Regions from separate parts of the Homo sapiens genome. Here regions 2 and 3 are each linked to region 1. A link is a contact called in ENCODE Hi-C or POLR2A ChIA-PET data. All regions are on one chromosome and are shown on one strand. Each heading gives the region's core, a stretch centred on a gene start or an enhancer-like site at or near the end of the contact. The rest is flanking DNA. Distances are from core to core; before and after follow the strand shown.

Region 1 (4,024 bases), core at 915-3,414:
CGTTGTCCATGCAGGCACTTCATGAGGTTAATTAATGTTGTCCCATGAAACCTCAGGACAGCCACCTCCCAACTTGCCCTATTATTCATTTCATCTTTTTCTTTAAATCGTTCCACTTTTCTTTGGCCCTAAAATGTATTTAAAACGAAACTAAATTACTTTTATACTTGGAAATTCTAACCTCACCAGCCTGGGACCAATGACTGTTAACATAAATAGCAGCTGCGCTCCCGGAATCCCAGAGGGTCTGGAACTCGAATTCACAATTCCTGGAAAGGTGTTTGTTTTCGTTTTACCAGTTGTCATGTGAATCGGTAAAGCACTTCAAAGTCCGCAGAGGAGCCGGATACCAAACCAGGTTCCTGCCGCCGAGCCCGTGATCTTTGGACCCGATCTGCTCACAGCTGGGAGCTGGCTCTTTTGGTCTCCAGGGGGCTCTGGTCTTCAGTCCCAGGCACCAGGCACTGAGCTAGCAGCAGACACTCCATAAATATTTGTCAAATGAAGCACACAGATGATTAAATAAATGAAATTGGAGCGTTTTATTACTTGCGTGGTGTGGGCTCTTAGTCACCCCCAGCTGCGGAGCTGTGTGCCGGAGACTGTAGATGGAGAAAGGTACTTTGCTAGAGCTGAGCCCCGGGAACAGGACAGGTGACTCACTTTCAAGTCCATTCATTTTTTTCCCACCAAAATAATAACTATGTTTACTTCCAAGGTATCTTCGTAGATTCAAAACTCCAATTATTTTTTAAAACATTAGTCCAAATGTAAGTTACATTTGTGACAAGCTTAAAACAACTATTTGCCACTCCAGCCTTAAGGAGACCAACTTTAATTTCCGGAGTATGTGGGAAAGGAAGTGGCTCCCTGGTCCCCCCAGGAGGCCCCCCGAGCAAGCATCGTCATGTTGGGATGTGTGAGTTCCCTCCAAAGAGCGGCCGGATGGGAGTGGGGAGGCAGTGGGGAGACGCGGCTCCCCGCTACAGGCTATGAAAGAAGGTCCGCGCCCGTTTGGAAGGGGGAGCCTGGAGACACTAGGTCTGCGGCTTTCAATGCGCTGACTTGGGGCAGCCTCTCTCTTTCCGAGTTACTAACACAAAAACACAGTTAATGTCGTTAAAATACCCTCTCCTTTAGCTCCGCCCTCCTGTCTTCATTATTAATCTCCTGTGGCCAAAAATAAGCCTTCACTCACCGTTGCGTCTCAGGAATGAGTGAGTGTTTTCTGAGGTGTGGACGCGTGCGTGATCTGTGATGCACTTCGGCCTCTAACCCAAATATCCTTCCAAGGCTGGGAATTTTTTTTCCCCATATGTGAAAAAAAAATCTTTCCTTTTCAAACCATCTGTTCTACCTGTAAAAAGAGGCTGTTATTTAGGAAAGGATGAGGGAACTCTTGCATTTGAAATGGACTTTAGATTTGCTGTTGGGTAATTTTTTAAAAAAAGTTACTTTCTGAGAGGAAACTCGTGTAAAAAAGCAAGACGTGAACCTGCAGGGAATTAGACTAACGAGTGAAGAAAGCCAATTTCAAAAAATTAGGCGCTGTATGATTCCTGTATCTAAACATAACATTTCTGAAATAAAACAATTTTAGAAATAGAGGAAAGATTAGTGATGCCAGGGCTCCGGGGTGCGGCTGTAAAATCGCCACAGGAGTGGCCAGGTGGGGGTGGATACGGGAAGGTACACAGATGATTACATTGTGTAAAACTAATACATGCAAAGGAAGACGAGTAAAACGGCAAAACTGAATAAGATCGGTGACTGTATCAAAGTCAATATCCTGGTTGTGAGATTGGACTTTTTTTTTTGGCAAAGTTTTGCAAAGTGGTAACACTGGGGGAAACTAGGCAAAGTGAATGATTTCTTACAACTGCATGTGACTCCGCAATTAAGGAAAAAAAAAAAGCAAAGAAAAGCAGGGCAGCTGATGCGCACGTCGAGACCCGTGAGAAGCGTGAGAAGCTCTGCTCACCCAGGGGAGAGCGCAGTGACCCGCAGCGTCTATTCATCCGTCCGCAGTCACCGGGCGCTGGCAGAGAGGGCGCCCGGGGGGCGGGTAAGTGGGCGGGGCCTGGGGGCGGGACGACCTACGGAAGTGACGTAACAGGGCGGAGCGCGCACCTGGGCACCTGGGCAGCCGCCGCGGCGCTGGCTAGACGTGCGCGATGGAGGGCGACGGCGGGACCCCATGGGCCCTGGCGCTGCTGCGCACCTTCGACGCGGGCGAGTTCACGGGCTGGGAGAAGGTGGGCTCGGGCGGCTTCGGGCAGGTGTACAAGGTGCGCCATGTCCACTGGAAGACCTGGCTGGCCATCAAGTGCTCGCCCAGCCTGCACGTCGACGACAGGTGAGCGGCCCGGGCGGGGCGCTGGGGCGGCTGGGGCCCGGGCTGGGGTCGGGGTCGGGGTGCTCTGGTCCCGGGGTCCTGCCTCTCTCTCCCGAACTCACCCCCGGAGCAGCTTCGGGGGGGAAACCAATTGCCGGCGAGGCCGCGGGGCTCCGACAATGTCCACTCGGCCTGTCCGGGCCGGAGGGGCGCGGGGGCTTTGGCGAGCCCGGGCTCGATCGCGCACGTCGGGGCCGGGTCAGGCGGCTCCTCTGGGGCTCCTCTGGGGCTCCTCGGGGGCCGCGTCTGCCCGGACGTCCTAAGGCGCCCAGTCGTGCTTCCTGACACTCCCCGAGTGGCCCTGGTTTTCGGGGTCTCCAGCTCGCCTTGCGCCTCGGACCCGCGCCCTTGGGAGGCGCGTCCGGCCCGCCCGGGACCCACCGGGGCGCTGCGGTCTGCGCAGGGCTTAGAAAAATTGCCATGTGGGCCTCTGGGCTTTGTGAGTGGAGTTAGCCTCCGTTCGACTTACTTAGTAATTTACGTTGGAACACAAATTGGTGTAAGACTGTAATTATTTCGGTCGGAAGCTTCGGCTTGGCTCGGGCGAGGCTTCCCGGGCGCCCGGCGCTTGCGCGGTGGAGCTCCGGGGCTCGGGCCTGGCAGTGGGGTCCGGCACGGGGCCCGGGGTGTTGATCCGTCCGCCCAGCGCTTCCTCGCCGCACACTCTCGTTTTAGCTGACTTAATTTCGAGACCGACCCGCTAGGGAAGGGCCTTGCATTCAAGTTCTGTGGCCGTGCCATGGGGCCCTCCTGCACCCCAGTTTCCCAGTCCAAAAGTCAGAATGGAACCTGCCTGTACCTACCTAGCAGGAGTGTTCAAGGTAACAAAGACGAATGGGAAGGACGCAGAGCCGCCCGTGTTAAATTCGGTGGGTCGGTTGTCGTCTGTGCATAATTTGAGAGGTAGGGAGAATGTTCTTGAACAGTACCTCTTTGTTGTTGTAGATTTCACTGTTTACAGTTGATTTTGATGGTTCATATGTAAGGCTCAATTTAGCACGTTTTAATTATTTATCCTTTAATGAAGCTTACCTTCTACATGGAAGCTATGCTTGTATTTTACCTAGAGATTCCTTGAACACATACACTCAGAAGCGACACCTTTTTAAAATACCATTTAGCCTTTGCTGCCTGGCAGACCTGGTTTCGAATGCTCGGCTGATTGAGTGATGGGGCCGCTAAGCCCCAGCTTTTCTGCAGAATCGTTGTGATGCCTGTGTCTGGGGTGGCAGTGCGTGCTGCAGCCCCATACCGTGACTGTGACGCCTCTGTGGATGAGAGGCCTGTCCTCTCCCTTTGCATTTTCGTCCTTGGCTAGGAGACTACACAGCAGAGATAGTGGTGGCTTTTTGCCGTAACCCTCAAATCCAGTGTTTCTTGGAAACACCAGTAGAGTGGTGACGAGTGTCATCAAATCACCACTAGTTCAAAGGTGAGATGCTGGCCCAGGCTGTGCACTTTTTCTCCCCTGCCTCAGATTCTGGGAACTTCTCAGGCCAGGAGGGGTGCTGTGGTTATTTTGATGAAATCCAAACCACTTTGAATACCAGCCAGTGGTTAGGTTCTGAAAGGGAACCCTCTCCATAGGGGCATTCGTTTTATCTCTTGGGGATGTGTGTGAGCTTTAAT
Region 2 (4,024 bases), core at 692-3,191, 290 kb after region 1:
TAAATAAAAGAGCTGAGATCATTTCAGCAGAATGTTGATTTAGAGTCTCCTGGACAATTTGTTGCTCAAAGTGCTCTCTTAAAGAGCACTTTAAAAAAAAAAACCTTTTATCTTATTATTTATTTATTTATTTATTGAGACGGAGTTTTGCTCTGTCACCCAGGCTGGAGTGGAGTGGTGTGATCTCAGCTCACTGCAACCTTTACCTCCTGGGTTCAAGCAATTCCCCTGCCTCAGCCTCCCAAGTAGGTGGGATTACAGATGCGTGCCACCACACTTGGCTAATTTTTGCATTTTAGTAGAGATCGGTTTCTCCATGTTGGCCAGGCTGATCTCAAACGCCTGACCTCAGGTGATCTGCCCGCCTTGGCCTCCCAAAGTGCTGGTATTACAGGCGTGAGCTACCATGCCTGGCTTATCTTATATATTTTTAAAAACAGCTTATTGAGATCTAATTTATGTACCATAAAATTCAAGTATATAATTCAGTGCTTTTATATATAAAACATATATATGAAATAGCTTATTGAGATATAATTTTTTATATAAAACAGCTTATTGATATGTAATGTATGTACCATAAAATTTAAATATATAATTCACTGGCTTTTATATATTCACGAATATGTGCAACTATCACCACAGTCAATTTTAGCATATTTTCATCAGCTCATAAAGAAACCCCAAGCCCTTGAACTATCACCCCATATCCCTCCTCCCAGCCCGTCCCTCCTACTCATAAGCAACCACTAATCTACTTAGTGTCTATAGATTTCCTACTCTAGGCATTCCATGTGAGCGGGATCATGCAATACGTGGGCTCACACAATATAAGTGGCATTCCATGTGAGTCGGCTCATGCAGTATGTCCGGCTCCTTTCACTGAGCATAAGGTCTTCAGCACTCATCCAGGTTGCAGCCTGTGTCTGAATTTCATTCCCTCTTCTGGCTGAATCGTATTCCATTGTGTATCTTGGACATATCCTATTCTGCTCACCCAGCCGTTGGTGGGCGTTTGGAGTGTTTTCGCCTTTCAGCTGTTTTAAGAGGGTTGCAGTGAACATTTGTACAAGTTTTGGACCCAATGCCTGTTTTCAATTCTCTTGTGTAGAGAGCACTTTTTAGCAGAAAAAGAATAGATTTGTGGCCTCCCTTTGTGTGCGGTCAGTGCCTTGAGAAGAGTGAACTGTGCTGCCACCTCCGGAGCCGTGGAGAGCGCGGGGCTTGGGTAGCAGCTAGGACGATACAAGTTGGGACAAGGCCAGGTGCAATGGCTCACGCCTGTAATTCCAACACTTTGGGAGACCGAGGCAGGGGGATCACCTGAGGTCAGGAGTTCAAGACCAGCCTGGCCAACATGGTGAAACCCCATCTCTAATAAAACAGAAAAATTAACTGGACGGGGTGGTGGACGCCTGTAATCCCAGCTACTCGGGAGGCTGAGGCAGGAGAATCACTTGAACCTGGGAGGCGGAGGCTGCAGTGAGTGGAGATCAGACCACTGCACTTCAGCCTAGGTGACAGAGCGAGACTCCGTCTCAAAAAAAAGAAAAAAAAAGAAAGAAACTCATGGATAATCCTCCCTCTCGTGCAGTTCGCCTCTACGGACCAAACTTCATCCTTCAGGTGTACTCATCTCAGAGGAAGTCCTGGCACCCTGTGTGCCAAGACGACTGGAACGAGAACTACGGGCGGGCGGCCTGCAGGGACATGGGCTATAAGTGAGTATGGGGCAGCACCCGCCGAGTGACAGTAACAGACAGCAGAAACACGAGAAGACCCTCTCTCTGCCTCCCTGTGAAAGCACCGGCACATGAGTGCTGGGGACAATTGTCACCTTCCAAAAGCTGAGCCCTATAACCAGCAGGTGGAATTTGTCCTGCTAGGGCTGTGCCCAGCACACAGACCTTGGCTCACTGCCACCTTGCCCTGCCTCCTCCTTGGCCTCTATAGACTCCTGGTTGCTCGGGAGTGCCCAGTGCTGTGGTCATCTGGTCAGAGGGGTAGGCTGAGGGCGTTAGGTGCCTCTTTTTCCAAGGTGCCTCTCAGCCAGGGTCCATTCACCTCCCTGGGTAGAGGTTGGACCAGAACAGCTGGCGAGGAGGGTTGGGCTGGGGAGAGCAGCAGAGACAAATCCTGTGCCAGTTTCACTTCATTCGGGAGCCATGGAAGCCTTTTGAGCTGGGGAGAGAATCAATCAATCAGACTGATACTTAAAAAATGTCATTCCTGCTCGTAGCTCTGAGGGAAGGTGGGAAGGCTTAACAGGGTGTGTGTCGCCTGACAGTGATTCCTAACGGGGGTGGGGCGGTGGTTACCATTTACCAGCACTGCCTGGGGAGATGCGGCAGCCCTCAGGCATCGGGGGAGAGGGTGGTAGGATGCTACTGCCACTTTGTTTTCCATGGGAGGGTCCCCAGGTGATTTCTATGCAACTTTAGGGTATTCAATATGCCAGTTTTCAGAATGAATTACCACTCGGTGAGAAAGTTGGCATCTTAGCTAGTCACTGTGACATCCCTAAACAGCAGGGGTGAATTACACAGCAAAGCCCCCCCATCACAGTCCAGGAACCTGGTGGAATTGATAACTGGGGCCATGTTAACATCTGTACCTTTTATTAGATTAAATGTGTGTATGATTATACAATCCTATGTCCTTCTCATAGTTTCTTGATCCTAACCTGGATAAGAAACACGACCAATGAAGGAATTTTGTCTGACACTTTAGGGTTATTGAATCGAAAAATCGTTACAATATTCTAGCACTTGGTTAGAACGTGTGATTTTTTTTCCTAAATGCTAAGGTTTTTCCCTCTTATTCTGAATGTCGTATGAGCGGTATTATGACATAGTATAGGATTTGTGTTTGCTTATGCCTTAACCATTATCACAAATAAGGTTTTCTTTTTTAGGAATAATTTTTACTCTAGCCAAGGAATAGTGGATGACAGCGGATCCACCAGCTTTATGAAACTGAACACAAGTGCCGGCAATGTCGATATCTATAAAAAACTGTACCACAGGTATGCAGCAATTTCTTCTTGAAAAATTTTGGAATGAAATCAACTAGGAGACACCATGGGGAATCGTTGTCCTGAGTCTGATTTCTCTGAGCTGCAATACTCGGTCTGGATGGGTTTTGCATTGGGAGGAGATTAGAGTCTGACCAGGCCTGGTTACTCTAAGCAGCCCTTGGTTTATTCATAGGAAGTGGCTGAGGTTTCTCTGCTATTTCATTTTCAGCCTCTACCGTCTGCCCTTGTTGGTAGCGGCTCACACTTGCAACATCGACATTCAACTCTATTTAGTTTTCTTTCCTCTTCAGACATTTAGAGGTGTACCTATTTTGTCAGGGCGTGGTTCTAGGAATCCAAGATAATGTCTCAGTGTCCCAGCCAGGGTGACCGGCTCATTCCAGTTTGCCAGGGACTTCACTGGCTTGAGCAAGGGAAGTCCTGCTCCATTCCAGGCAGCTGGGCTGGCTGGTCCCGTTAGCCCCAACCCCGGGACAGCAGTGCCAGAGGGTGCTCTGTGAGGGATGGGCAGCATTCTGGCGGCCTGGGAATGAGTTGTGGTGTTTCCAGGGGGTAGAAGTGGGTACAAGCCACAGGTCACATGATGAGTGGCTGACCTGGCTGGGAGGGCAGAAGAGGGGATGGACTTAGGCTCTTCCTTTTGCTTTGCACATATTTAGGATGTTTGCAGACTTGCTATGATTGTTGCTGTTATGTGTTTTCTGATGTGAAAGATACACAGTGTCCTTTGCCCATGAGCTCTCCTTGCCTCCCAGGTCCCCAGGGCTTATGCCTGGTGTCTAGGCATCACCTCCCTGCCTGCCAGGTGCCAGGTGCTGCATTTCGGGGGAGGATGAACTAATCACCCCGCGCCACCTTTCCTCTGAGTGGGAGCCTGGGGCAGGTTTGCATTCCTGGAGGCCGCTGGTGGAGGGGTCTGGGGGCCTGACTTCCACTGCAGCCTGCTGTCCTGGGGAATGTGGCAGGGCAAGCCCAGTGGGGAGGGCT
Region 3 (4,024 bases), core at 674-3,173, 260 kb after region 1:
CCGCTGAAAGACAACTGCACCTGCCCTATGTGCTGGAGAGGGTCTTTGAGGGTTTCCCACTGGGGCAGAGCGCAGGGCAGTGTGGGGGATGGGGAGGGCTGGGGCATATTGGGGACAATCCCTGTTGTGGGTGCCACCAGCAGACCACAAAAGGTGCCAAAGGAGGGAGTGAGAGGGAAGGGTTTACTAGGAAAGTCCTGCCCCACAGGAGGCTTCCGGGAGAGCTTCCCAGGAAGGGAGCAGTGAGCCAAGGCAGCCTGGGATGGGACTGAATGGGGCTTTTTTCTGCTTCCACCTCATTTTAAAGCAAATCATGTTGATTTGTATATTATGCAGGGGAGGAGAAAACATGCTTCCCCTCTACCCTTCTAGTTCGTTCAGCTAGTCTACAAATTAAATTGGCATCAAATAGATGAACAGGAGAAAAGCTGTTTTAATGTATGTACTCACAGATGGGAATCCCACAAGAATATGAGACTTAAAGAACAGGCCAGGTGAGTGAGGGGTCCAGTGCGAGGGCTCACACCTGTAATCCCAGCACTTTGGGAGGCCAAGGCAGGTGGATCGCTTGAGCCCAGATTGGAGACCAGTCTGGGCAACATAGGGAGACCCCCATCTCTACAAAAAATTAAATTAGCTGGGCGTGGTGGCACACGCCTCTAGTCCCAGCTACTCGGGAGGCTGAGGTGGGAGGATTACTTGTGCCCTGGGAGGTTGAAGCTGCCATGAGCCATGATTGAGCCACTGCACTCCAACCTGGGCAACAGAGTGAGACCCCTTCTGGGGGAAAAAAAAACACACGAAAAAAAAAAGGTGCAGCAGCCCGATGATTGAGGCTTATCTGTCACTCTGAGTGACAGAAAGAAATGGGGGTTTGAGGCTTCTGGGGAGCGGTGGAGGAGTGAGGGGAGCGTGAGGAGAGGAGGTGTCTGGTGAACGCAGGTTGCCGTGTGAGGCAGATAAAAGTTTCCCAGGTGATAAAAGTTGTCCGGGAACAGCTCTCTTCCTGGTACAGATCTGCTGACTAACAAACATTTCCTTTATAGGTGCAAATTTCCTTTACAAAAGGGCATTTTCTCAGAGGTACTCTGGTGTCTGCAGTTCCTCAACATAACCAGTTCCAAATCATCAATGTGCCAAAGAGGACTATGTTGGGGTAGCAGATTCTGGTCTCCTCCAGTCCTACTTGGGGTGATGAATTCTGGTCTACGGTCCTATTAAATTCTGGTGAATTCTGAGCCCCCACAATTGCAAACATTAGAAAGAACCTCTCAAGTGCCCGGGAACAGCCACGTCTTCCTGGCTGAGGTGTGTCCCACCACTTCCTCACTCCCGCCCTGGCCGGTGGTGCCGAGAGACCTGGGACCATCCGGGGGAGCACTTTCCACCGGACGCTGGTGGGGGCCAAGAAATGCCAGCCTAGGCGGACTGGGGAGGGTCTTGGGCGTCCGGCGCTGTGTCCCCGCCACTCGTGCTTGGGCCAGCAGTCCCCAAGGCCTACCCTGGGTCCTTGCCCAGAGGCTACAGTGGGTTCCCCGGAGGCCAAGACGGGGCCGGCCGCCTACAGGAGCTCGTGAGGTAGCAGCTCCGGGGGCTCACCCAGGACTCCAGGAGCGCTCCCCAGAATCCCCTTCCTTAACCCAAACTCGAGCCCTCGGGCAGCGCTGCGCCGCGGACCGGAGAGGGGCAGGTTGGCCGCTGTGGCCGGGCCCGGGAAGCGCCCCAGAGTCCCTTATGGGTCCCTCCGCAGCCGGGGTTGAGCCAGGCAGGGAACCCGTCCCGGACTTCCCTTGGGAAACGCCTCCTCCCGCCGCCCCCGCCCCCGCCCGCCCAGGGTGACCCGCGACCCGCTTGGGGGTGTCGCCCTGGACCCTGGGACACCGCCTCCTGAGATTAAAGCGAGAGCCAGGGCGGGCCGGGCCGAGTAGGCGCGAGCTAAGCAGGAGGCGGAGGCGGAGGCGGAGGGCGAGGGGCGGGGAGCGCCGCCTGGAGCGCGGCAGGTGAGCGGCGCCGGTACCAGGGTCCCGGCTCGGGGTCCGGGCTGGGGAGGGGAACCTGGGCGCCTGGGACCCGCCGATGCCCCCTGCCCCGCCCGGAGGTGAAAGCGGGTGTGAGGAGCGCGGCGCGGCAGGTGAGTGCGCCCGAGGGTCGAGCGCTGGGGCCAGCCGGGCAGGGCGCCTCCCGGGGTGCTGGGAGAGTGCTGGGCGCCTGGGACCCCTTGCGCACGGCCGAGAGCCCTCGCCGCCCCTGTTGGCTTGGCATCGCGAGGTTGGGGCAGGTGGTCCTGCGAGTCCCTAGCCAGTTGGTGGAAGAGAGTCCCCCGGGGTCCCCAAAGCTGGCTCCTAGTCCGCCTGCCCTCCACGGCCCCCGCCTGGGAGCACCGGTGCGCCTTTTCTCTTTGGGGAGGAGGACTGGGAGTGCTGTCGGTTGGCTTCTTTGTTTGGGGGAAATCTCTGCAGTCCCGCAGTGTTACCTGAACTCCTTCTGCTTCTTGGTTCCCTACTGAGGTAGGGAGAAACTGGAAACTCGCTGAGATGCCGGGAACGATACGGCCGGCGCGGCGGGGACCGCTGGGCCAGGCTGCTGGAGGGCCCCCGGGCGAGGTGCGAACGGCCAGTCAGTCTCGGGGAGGGACTGCTCGCGACTCAGGCCCCGTTGCGGCGACCCGCTGGCGGCGATCAGGGCCGGGGCCTCCTGGACACCCGGCACCGGCAGGAACCCGCCCGGGAGGAGCCGGTCTGGCTCCTCCGCTTGCGCTCCGTGCCGGGTTGGGGGGAAGGCGGGGCACCTGGGCGCTTCGGTCCACCTCATCCTGTCCTGCCCGGCTCGGCACAGTGGCACCCTGAGTGGTCAAGTGCTCCAGTCTGGCAGTGGGCGCTCTGCTCGAGCACGGGTCCAGCTGAAAAACTGCCCCATGTCCAGAAAGTTTGTGCGCCGAGAGCCCTGAGCGCTTGTGGCAGAGGAGGGCCTTCGCCCGCTCCGCCGTAGAGCACAGCGCGGTGGCCCTGAATCCTGTTCAGAACGCCCTGGTGGCAGCCCTAATCACGAGGAATCCTGGTGGCTTGTTTGGGAAGGAAAGGATAGCACGGCGGCCCGAGGTGAGCCCTGTGGGCAGGGAGCACCCAGGGCTCGCCTTCGAGGCTGCGCAGCCCTTCCCTCCGTGCGAACCTGTGCAGTGGTCCCGCGGGAAAGATGAGCGCATCGCGCCCAAGGCAATGCCTGACCTCACGGAGCTCCCAGCCGCGAGAACCTCCCGAATCATGGAAAATTACAAAGGCTACGCAGCCCAGTTACAAGGCATTTGGAAAACCTAAAGTGAGACTAAGTTTGTTGACCTGTCCCAGGAGATCTGGGAAGGTACTCCAGGAAGTGGGGATGCAGCCAGCCTCCCCTGAAGGAAGGATGGGGGTTGGGAGTGTGGCAGGGAGAGTTTACCAGCGCAAAGGGCCTTGGGGACGCAAGTAGCTAAGTCAGTCCTGGCTCCTGAGCTGCTGCTGTGAAGGGAGGACCTGGTGGGCTAGGTAACCGGGAGCTCCCCCAGAAAGTCACTGGAGGTTGCTCAGGACTTCCCCACCTTTACTGAGTGCTTTTGAAGAAGTAGGACCTGCCCTGCTCCGCTACAGAACTACTGGACAGGTGAGGTTAGAATGAAACCTAGCAACACCCTCGGGTAAGGACACACTAGGCTGGAGAGTTCGGGGTGCAACCTACGGGCTGAGACCTCTGCCTGGAGATGGCCATCTACACCTCGGCCTCTGGTTATTTTTAATTATCAGCTGGTGAGCTGGCTGGGCTTTTGTTCTCTGCTTGGACATTTGTTTGGTCCCCAGCAGCTTCCCTTATTCCCACCAGCCAAGGACAACCTTCTAACAACAAGCTTGTGCTGTTGCTGGAGCCTCAGGCAGGGCCTCCCAGGTTGCTAGGTGCTGGCCTGCCTGGCACCGTTGGCCACTCTATCTTGAACTCAAGTCACCTTAATTGTAGGAGTATATTTGGCTGCACTGGCATTATAATAATAACCACA

The links. A loop is a pair of places that touch in the nucleus more often than their neighbours do. ChIA-PET counts read pairs that join two places held with the same protein, here RNA polymerase II (POLR2A). Pooled maps may share reads with other maps.
Region 2: a map of chondrocyte shows a loop between it and region 1 (1.8-fold over the local background). The contact joins the enhancer-like site here to the promoter of RIPK4 in region 1. A Hi-C loop is called at or near these places in 1 of 168 maps with a recorded cell type or tissue (chondrocyte) and 1 of 50 pooled maps. POLR2A ChIA-PET finds 5 or more read pairs at or near these places in 4 of 52 experiments (AG04450, Caco-2, H1 and 1 more).
Region 3: a map of PC-3 shows a loop between it and region 1 (6-fold over the local background). The contact joins the promoter of TMPRSS2 here to the promoter of RIPK4 in region 1. A Hi-C loop is called at or near these places in 1 of 168 maps with a recorded cell type or tissue (PC-3), 2 of 37 single-sample maps with no recorded cell type and 10 of 50 pooled maps. POLR2A ChIA-PET finds 5 or more read pairs at or near these places in 1 of 52 experiments (Panc1).

The regions. Positions count from the first base shown.
Region 1 is chr21:41,765,192-41,769,215 of GRCh38, reverse strand. RIPK4 (receptor interacting serine/threonine kinase 4) reads left to right here and starts at 2,164. Exons shown (of 8, transcript NM_020639.3): 1 at 2,164-2,356. The coding sequence starts at 2,175. It overlaps LOC102724800 (a long non-coding RNA gene), which reads right to left and starts at 2,049. Exons shown (of 5, transcript XR_937745.3): 1 at 1,982-2,049; 2 at 1,199-1,357; 3 at 1-602. RefSeq lists an enhancer at 253-547.
Region 2 is chr21:41,478,173-41,482,196 of GRCh38, reverse strand. It overlaps TMPRSS2 (transmembrane serine protease 2), which reads left to right. Exons shown (of 14, transcript NM_005656.4): 6 at 1,595-1,721; 7 at 2,915-3,025. Among named protein-coding and RNA genes, the nearest start is that of TMPRSS2, 28 kb to the left of the region's middle. RefSeq lists enhancers at 1,469-1,969, 1,970-2,470. Within about 2 kb of position 1,941, at least 6 of the 41 ENCODE cell types and tissues checked have a DNase peak (open chromatin) inside an H3K27ac peak, as active enhancers do.
Region 3 is chr21:41,506,057-41,510,080 of GRCh38, reverse strand. It overlaps TMPRSS2 (transmembrane serine protease 2), which reads left to right and starts at 1,923. Exons shown (of 14, transcript NM_005656.4): 1 at 1,923-2,000. RefSeq lists a cis regulatory region at 1,805-1,831, an enhancer at 946-1,953 and a promoter at 1,433-2,826.